Linked DNA regions of Homo sapiens: region 1 is linked to region 2. Evidence: chromatin contacts called from ENCODE Hi-C or POLR2A ChIA-PET data. All regions are on one chromosome and are shown on one strand. Each heading gives the region's core, a stretch centred on a gene start or an enhancer-like site at or near the end of the contact. The rest is flanking DNA. Distances are from core to core; before and after follow the strand shown. Region 1 holds the start of KIAA1143. Region 2 holds the start of CCDC13 (coiled-coil domain containing 13).

Region 1 (3,508 bases), core at 663-3,162, 2.0 Mb after region 2:
AACACAGTGGAATCCTGTCTCTACAAAAAAATACAAAAATTAGCCAGATGCGTTAGTTCATGCCTGTAGTCCCAGCTGCTTGAGAGGCTGAGGCAGGAGGATCACTTGAGCCCAGGAGGTCAAGGCTGCAGTGAGCTGTGATTGCACCACTGCACTCTAGCCTGGGCGACAGAGTGAGACCCTATCTCAAAAAAAAAAAAAAAAAAAAAGTCCTAGATGGCATCTTCTTCCAATAGAAGGCTGTTTCATCTACATTGAAAACCTGTTTAGTGTAGCCACCTTCATCAACTATCTTAGCTAGATCTGAATAATTTGCTTCTTCATCTCATACTTTTATGTTATGGAGATGGCTTCTTTCCTTAAACCTCATGAACCAACCTCTGTTAGCTTCACACTTTTCTTCTGCAGCTTTCTCACATGTCTCAGACTTCACAGGATTTAAGAGTTAGGGCCTTGCTCTAGATTAGGCTTTGGTTAAAGGGAATGTTGTGGCTGGTTTGCTCTTCTATCCAGACCACTAAAACTTTCTCTGTATCAGCAATGTAGCTGTTTTGCTTTCTTGTCATTCATGTGTTCAATACTGATCCCTCCGGCCCTAGACAACAATAGTCAGGTGTGGCTCTTTCCTGAAGCTCCTCTTCTTCTATTTAGACCCAGGATATTTACGGCTTCTGCTTACTCTTCTTTTTTTTCTTTTTTTTGAGACGGAGTCTCGCTCTGTCGCCCAGTCTGGAGTGCAGTGGCGCGATCTCGGCTCACTGCAAGCTCCTCCTCCTGGGTTCACGCCATTCTCCTGCCTCAGCCTCCCGAGTAGCTGGGACTACAGGCGCCCGCCACCATGCCTGGCTAATTTTTTGTATTTTTAGTAGAGACGCGGTTTCACTGTTTTAGCCAGGATGGTCTCGATCTCCTGACCTCGTGATCTGCCGCCTCAGCCTCCCAGAGCGCTGGGATTACAGGCGTGAGCCACCAGGCCCGGCTTTTTTTTTTTTTTTTTGAGACGGAGTCTCGCTCTGTTGTCCAGGCTGGAGTGCAGCTGCGCCATCTCAACTCACTGCAACGTCCACCTCCCGGGTTCGAGCGATTCTGTCTCAGCCTCCGGAGTAGCTGGGACTACAGGCATGTGCCACCATGCCCGGCTAATTTTTGTATTTTTAGCAGAGACGGGGGGTTTCACCATATTGGCTATTGGCTCTGCTGGTCTCGAACTCCTGACCTCAGGTGATCCGCCCACCTAGGCCTCCCAAAGTACTGGGATTACAGGCGTGAGCCACTGTGCCCGACCTTCTCTATATTATTTTTATTTATTTTTAATTAACAAAGCATAGAAACAGATTCAGGACATTCCTCCGAAGACGTTCCAGACTCGAGTCCTAGGACATGGTTGGGGCGGGGGTCATTTGATCGAGTGGCCTGTGTCCTTATCTGGAATACGGGACGACGCTGTAACTCTAACTCACCCTGCGAACTCACAGCTTTTGAGGTAAACAAGTGAGAAAGAAGAGACAATAAAGTGATCTTTCTTTACCATCTACCAAGGACCAGGTGGTTTACACGTCAGTTCATTTTCAGGAACACAGCAGCGCTCTGAAAACTACAGAGCTTCCTGGGCGTAGGGGGCTGTGGTCGCTTGAAAAGAACCAGCCTGGGGGTCCGAGTTCCACCGGAATTGGGTTCGAGCGCGGGTGAAAAGAGGGACCCGACAGCACCCACCCTCCAAGTAGAGGCAAAAGTTGAAAGTGGCGGGCTGGCTGCGCTTCCGAAGAAACACGACTGGCGAAGGCTCACCTTAGTCTCTACGGTGGGTCCCTCCCTGTAGCCGACCCGTTCCTTGAAGCGGGCCAGAAACGCCGGCTCGGCTGGCCGCACGTACGATACCTGGTTCCGCTTGCTCATGGTAGCTCTGGGTAAAGACAGAAGACAGGTTCCGCGACGGATTCGCGACGATACAGAGGCGCTTAGCTGTGACGTCACTGGGCCACGCCCCCGATGCGTAGGCCGGGCAACATGGCGGCCTCCATGCGGGCGTCAACGTCCGATCCAAGCGCCAAATTCAAATTTGCGGCCATCTTGAGCGGGCGGAATTCAGTCGCGCGCGGTGCAGTCGGGAGGTGGAGGCACCGGCTGCATTGTTTTCGGGATCGAGGGGTGAGGGCGCTATGGCACCCGGCTGCAAAAGTAAGTCTGGGCCCCCGGCTTCGTTACCCTATTTTTGCCCCCAAATACAGCTGTGAAAGGATGGCAGCCTCGGACCGCCCGCAAGGTTCTTGCTAGGCATGAACTGCAGGAGCTGAGTGACCGGCGGGGACGTTTGGGAATCCCGCTCTGTCGCTCAAAGACAATACGCTAGCCGAAAAGCTCATCCCTTCCTTCAGTGTCCTGTGCGCATGCCAGGAGTCTGGCGCAGTTCTAGGCGCTCGGGATGAGCAGTGGACCTGACGTTCTTCCCTTTCTTTCCCTTGGTTCTGCTGTTTCTTCGCAGGCCTCTTCCCACATCCCGACCAGGGCTACCTCTCTAGATATCCTTGTCTCAGGATCGGCTTTTGCTCCCACCAGCTTCTGCGTATTTCTACATTTCTGACCTTCCTATAGGGAAGGGTTTATTTATATTCCAAACATTTCTTTCTCCTCTTTCCTTAAATAAATGGAATGTTAAAACACAGATGTCAGCAATGTCTTTATGTTCTCACAGTCTCTATTTTCACTTAAAGGAGACCCGTCCGATTTCTTTCTCTTTTTCACGGAGGAGAGCACTGTCATTTTGCTTATGATAAACCCTACAGTTTTCACTAACGTAGTCATTTGCTGTGCCTGTGTACGTGCTCCACTTCTCACATTGCCACATCTCTTAAGGAGTCTTATTTTTGTAAACCTGATTATGAGCTGATTTAATGGGATCTTTGTGAGTGGTCTGAATGGTAATGAGGAGAGGCCTGGATTAGATGATTAAGAATTTGTGAACTTCTGTCATTTGAGCTTTCCAACGCCGTTAATGTTTCTAGCTTTCTGTCAATTGTAGTCGTTTTTGATGGGTTTGTTGTTTCATTAATCTTTTAGGTCGATCACACCTAATCGGAACACCTCCTTATGCTACCTTTTTGCATATAAAATATTCCTTTTCCTTTCATCATTTTCAGTATTCAAGGACTATGAGCTCACAAAATGGTACCTTATTGGAGAGAAATGTTCATCCTGCTTTCTGAACAATCATACTGTTTGTTCTTTGTTTCCACTTTATGGATCAGTCACTAAATCTGGACTCAAGCAAAAAATTTGATGCCTGTTAAATAAGTAAAACATCTGCTTATTTAATGAGATATATGTATGTGACTGAGGGCTCTTGTCTGAAAACCAAATTTGAGAACCTTTCTAAAGTGGTGGGAGCACTCTCCTTTATGATGGTGGTGATGCCATGGGGAACTTTTCCACTCCTTTAAGTTTGTTGGCAAAATTGAGGTTGATGACTTCCCAGTTAAAGTGCTTCTTGCATTCCCAGCAGCCCAGAGGC
Region 2 (3,425 bases), core at 651-3,150:
CAGTAAAGCCTAGGGGGTTTTTGGGGAGGTGAAACTGTTCTGTATACTTTACTGGTGGATACACAGCATTACACATTTAGCAAAACTTGTAGACCTGTGCAACCTTAAGCAATGAACACTGGCCAGGTGTGATGACTCACACCTGTAATCTCAACACTCTACGAAGCCAAGGTGGGAGGACCACTTGAGGCCAGGAGTTTGAGACCAGCTTGGGCAACATAGCAAGACCATAGCTTTACAAAAAATAAAAAAATTAGCTGGGCATGGTGGCATGTGCCTGTGTTCCCAGTTACTCAGGAGGCTGAGGTGGGAGGATTGCTTGAGCCCAGGGGTTGGAGGCTACTGTGAGCCATGATCATGCCACCGCACTCCAGCCTGGGTGACAAAGTGAGACCCTGTCTCAATACAGCAGCAGCAACAACAACAACAGATGAACTCTAATGTAAACTATGGACTTTAGTTAGTAATAACATACCAGTATAGTTGTATCAATGATAACAAATGTACCACACCAATGCAATGTGTAAGATGTTAACAACAGAGGAAATGGGAATACGGAATACATAAAGGAACTGTTTTTTGTTTAATGCTTCTAAAAATCTGCTTTAAGTCTATTTTCTTTTAAAAGTAAAGGCTAAGCCGGGCGTGGTGGCTCATGCGTGTAATCCCAAAACTTTGGGAGGCTGAGGTGGGTGGATCACCTGAGGTCAGGAGTTTGAGACCAGCCTGGCCAACATGGTGAAACCCCATCTCTACTAAAAATACCAAAATTAGCCAGGCATGGTGGCGGGCGCCTGTAATCCCAGCTACTCGAGCCCAAGGCAGGAGAATCGCTTGAACCTGGGAGGCAGAGGTTGCAATGAGCCAAGATCGCGCTACTGCACTCCAGCCTGGGCGATAGAGCGAGACTCCGTCAAAAAAAAAAAAAAAAAAAAAAAGTAATAATAAAAAAAATAAAGTAAAGGCTAGAGCTGCATGGAAAGAACTCTTGGCTCAGGTAGGACTTAGAGCCAGGGAGTAGGAAGAGTGGCATGCACTCTGGAGTCCTATGAGGAAGCAAGATCCCACAGGATATGGGACCATAGGTGACAGGGACCAGTGAGGAAGGATTGAGACCCCTTGCCCCATCGGCCTGCCACTTTTTTCATTGTTTTTCTCTTCCCCTCTCCTTCTCTTTCTTCTTTTCTTTTACTGTGTTCTTTTCGAGTATTCTCAACAACAGTCTAGGGGCCTGGAGGTGTGGGGAGGCCGCCCACGGATGCCTAGTTTGGCGCTCTGTGCACTGCTAGCATCTTCGTAGGGATGGGTTTGGGATGGGAGCGGGGTGATGCTCTGGTTCTCAGGGCTGGACTCCGGGCTTGGAGGGGAACTCCCTCTTGCGAGTCCCCAGTCCTGTGGGGGCTGGGCCTGGAAGGGGAACTGGGAGATGCGGAAGTGCACGCCGTCGGGTCGCATCTTTCAGTGCGGTGCGAGAGGGCCCAGTGGCAGAGGCCCAGCAAACAGCGCTTGTCAGGCGGACCTGAGTTCGAGTTCTGACTGTGCCATCTACGCTATGACTTTGGGGCAGGCGACCCACCCTCTGCGCCTCATTAACCCATGTACTGCATGGAAAATAAGCGTCTGCCTGGGTTAGAAGAGGGCTGTGTGTGAAGATTCAAAGGACGAAGGGGAAGAGTCCTCGCTGGGCGCCCAGCACGCGGTGAGCGCCCGGCCAGTGGCAGCGCGCTCGGGCTGGGGTTGCGCTCGGGCTCGGTTCCGCGCCCCCGGCAGCTGCGGGCTTTCCCAGCTCCGGCCCGGGCCCTTCCGCTCTCCCCGGCACTTACAGCGGTCTCTCTCCACTTCTCCCTTCTAGGACCGCGGCGGCTAGGTCACCTCCTCCGGACGCCGACACGCGCTGCCCTGGCAACCGTCACCAGGGAAACAAGCGACGTCACTTGCGCGTTTTCAACGCTACTCTACGGGGGCCGAGGGGGCGCCAAGAGTTCTGAAAGTGACAGAGGCGCTGATGGCGCGCTGGGCTGGATCCAAGCGAGCACGATCTCGAGTGCGCTGGAGATTTTAAATCTTCTGGAGTATATTTTTAAAAAAGTTTTGTGGACCAAACGTTCTGCACAGAGATGCCCATTCCGCTCTCCTGTTGGGGAGTTAAAAAGCGAACGATCTCACCATGAAATTTAAAGTAGCCATTCAGATATATTTGAAAAATGTAAAACAGTGTGGGGAAAGGCCATGTTATGATGGTGAGTGAAGGAAGCAGGACGCAATATAGCAATGCTAAATAAATAAAGTTGTGTTTATTTCAAACTAGGCACTAAAACAAGACCGAAATAGAAATATTAAAAGTGGTTATATTTGGGTGGTGGAATAGCAGTGCTGTGTTTTTATTTTTACACTTTAGAGAATTTTTAAAATAATGAACATCGTTTATTTTCATAAAGGAAAATACTTGTTTTTTTTTTTTTAAATGGCACCTTCCAATGTAAGACACTACTATATTTCAGGGCAATATGGGGGTGGGAGGCAAATTTCTAGGAAAGATGATTCAAGGGAGATTTCTTTCTATCTATCTATCTATCTAATCTATCTATCTATCTATGATAGAGTCTCGCTGTGTCGCCCAGGCTGGAGTGCAGTGGTGCGATCTCAGCTCATTGCAACCTCCATTTCCCAGGTTCAAGCGATTCTCCTGCCTCAGCCTCCTGAGTAGCTGGGATTACAGGCACCCGCCACCACACCTGGCTAATTTTTTTATTTTTAGTGGAGACGGGGTTTCACCATGTTGACCAGGCTGGTCTTGAACTCCTGACCTCAGGTGATCCGCCCACCTTGGCCTCCTAAAGTGCCGGGATTACAGGCGTGAGCCACAGCTCCTGCCCAAATATTTATCCAGGACTTCATAATTTGAAAACCTTGGCAGTTGTTTTTCTATTTTTTTTCCTCATAAGGTGAATGAATACCCATCCCATAGACATGCATACATAAGATACGGCACTAGACTGCCATCAGCACTGCAGGTATAAACCCGAAGTTTCCTGATAAAGGAAAAATGGATCTTTCCCGTTGGTCTCCAATTGCTGCCTGGTGAGCTGAGGGTGGGAGACGTATAATATACAGGTGGCAGCAAAGAGAGACAGGATAAAGAGTAGGATTCAGGTAGATGTGAGCCTCAAAGGATTAGGGTTTTTTTTAAATGGTGTGTGTAGTGGGGAGTATCATTCGTTTGCCTCATGACCACGATGGGACTATGTGGCATAGGAAAAGGAATAGCCAGGTCTACTTAGAGGGCTTCTGGAAAGCATGGATCCTAGCAGAAAGCCAGGTTTTCATTAAAATAAGAACATGCTGTGAGAAAATTAAGGATGCAAGAGAATTTCAGAACCGACATTCTAGAATGTATGTATTAGAAAGTTTGGGAAAGGGGTAAC

What was found. Hi-C counts contacts between places; a loop is a spot of excess contacts on that map. ChIA-PET counts read pairs that join two places held with the same protein, here RNA polymerase II (POLR2A). Pooled maps may share reads with other maps.
Region 1: a map of B cell shows a loop between it and region 2 (23-fold over the local background). The contact joins the promoter of KIAA1143 here to the promoter of CCDC13 in region 2. A Hi-C loop is called at or near these places in 1 of 168 maps with a recorded cell type or tissue (B cell) and 4 of 50 pooled maps. POLR2A ChIA-PET finds 5 or more read pairs at or near these places in 1 of 52 experiments (Panc1).

Annotation. Positions count from the first base shown.
Region 1 is chr3:44,759,707-44,763,214 of GRCh38, forward strand. It overlaps KIAA1143, which reads right to left and starts at 1,913. Exons shown (of 3, transcript NM_020696.4): 1 at 1,789-1,913. The coding sequence starts at 1,896. KIF15 (kinesin family member 15) reads left to right here and starts at 2,088. Exons shown (of 35, transcript NM_020242.3): 1 at 2,088-2,178. The coding sequence starts at 2,160. RefSeq lists enhancers at 426-1,068, 1,859-2,138.
Region 2 is chr3:42,771,353-42,774,777 of GRCh38, forward strand. CCDC13 (coiled-coil domain containing 13) reads right to left here and starts at 1,901. Exons shown (of 16, transcript NM_144719.4): 1 at 1,824-1,901. It overlaps CCDC13-AS2 (CCDC13 antisense RNA 2), which reads left to right. Exons shown (of 2, transcript NR_122070.1): 2 at 1,853-2,283. RefSeq lists a silencer at 1,622-1,781 and an enhancer at 1,912-2,081.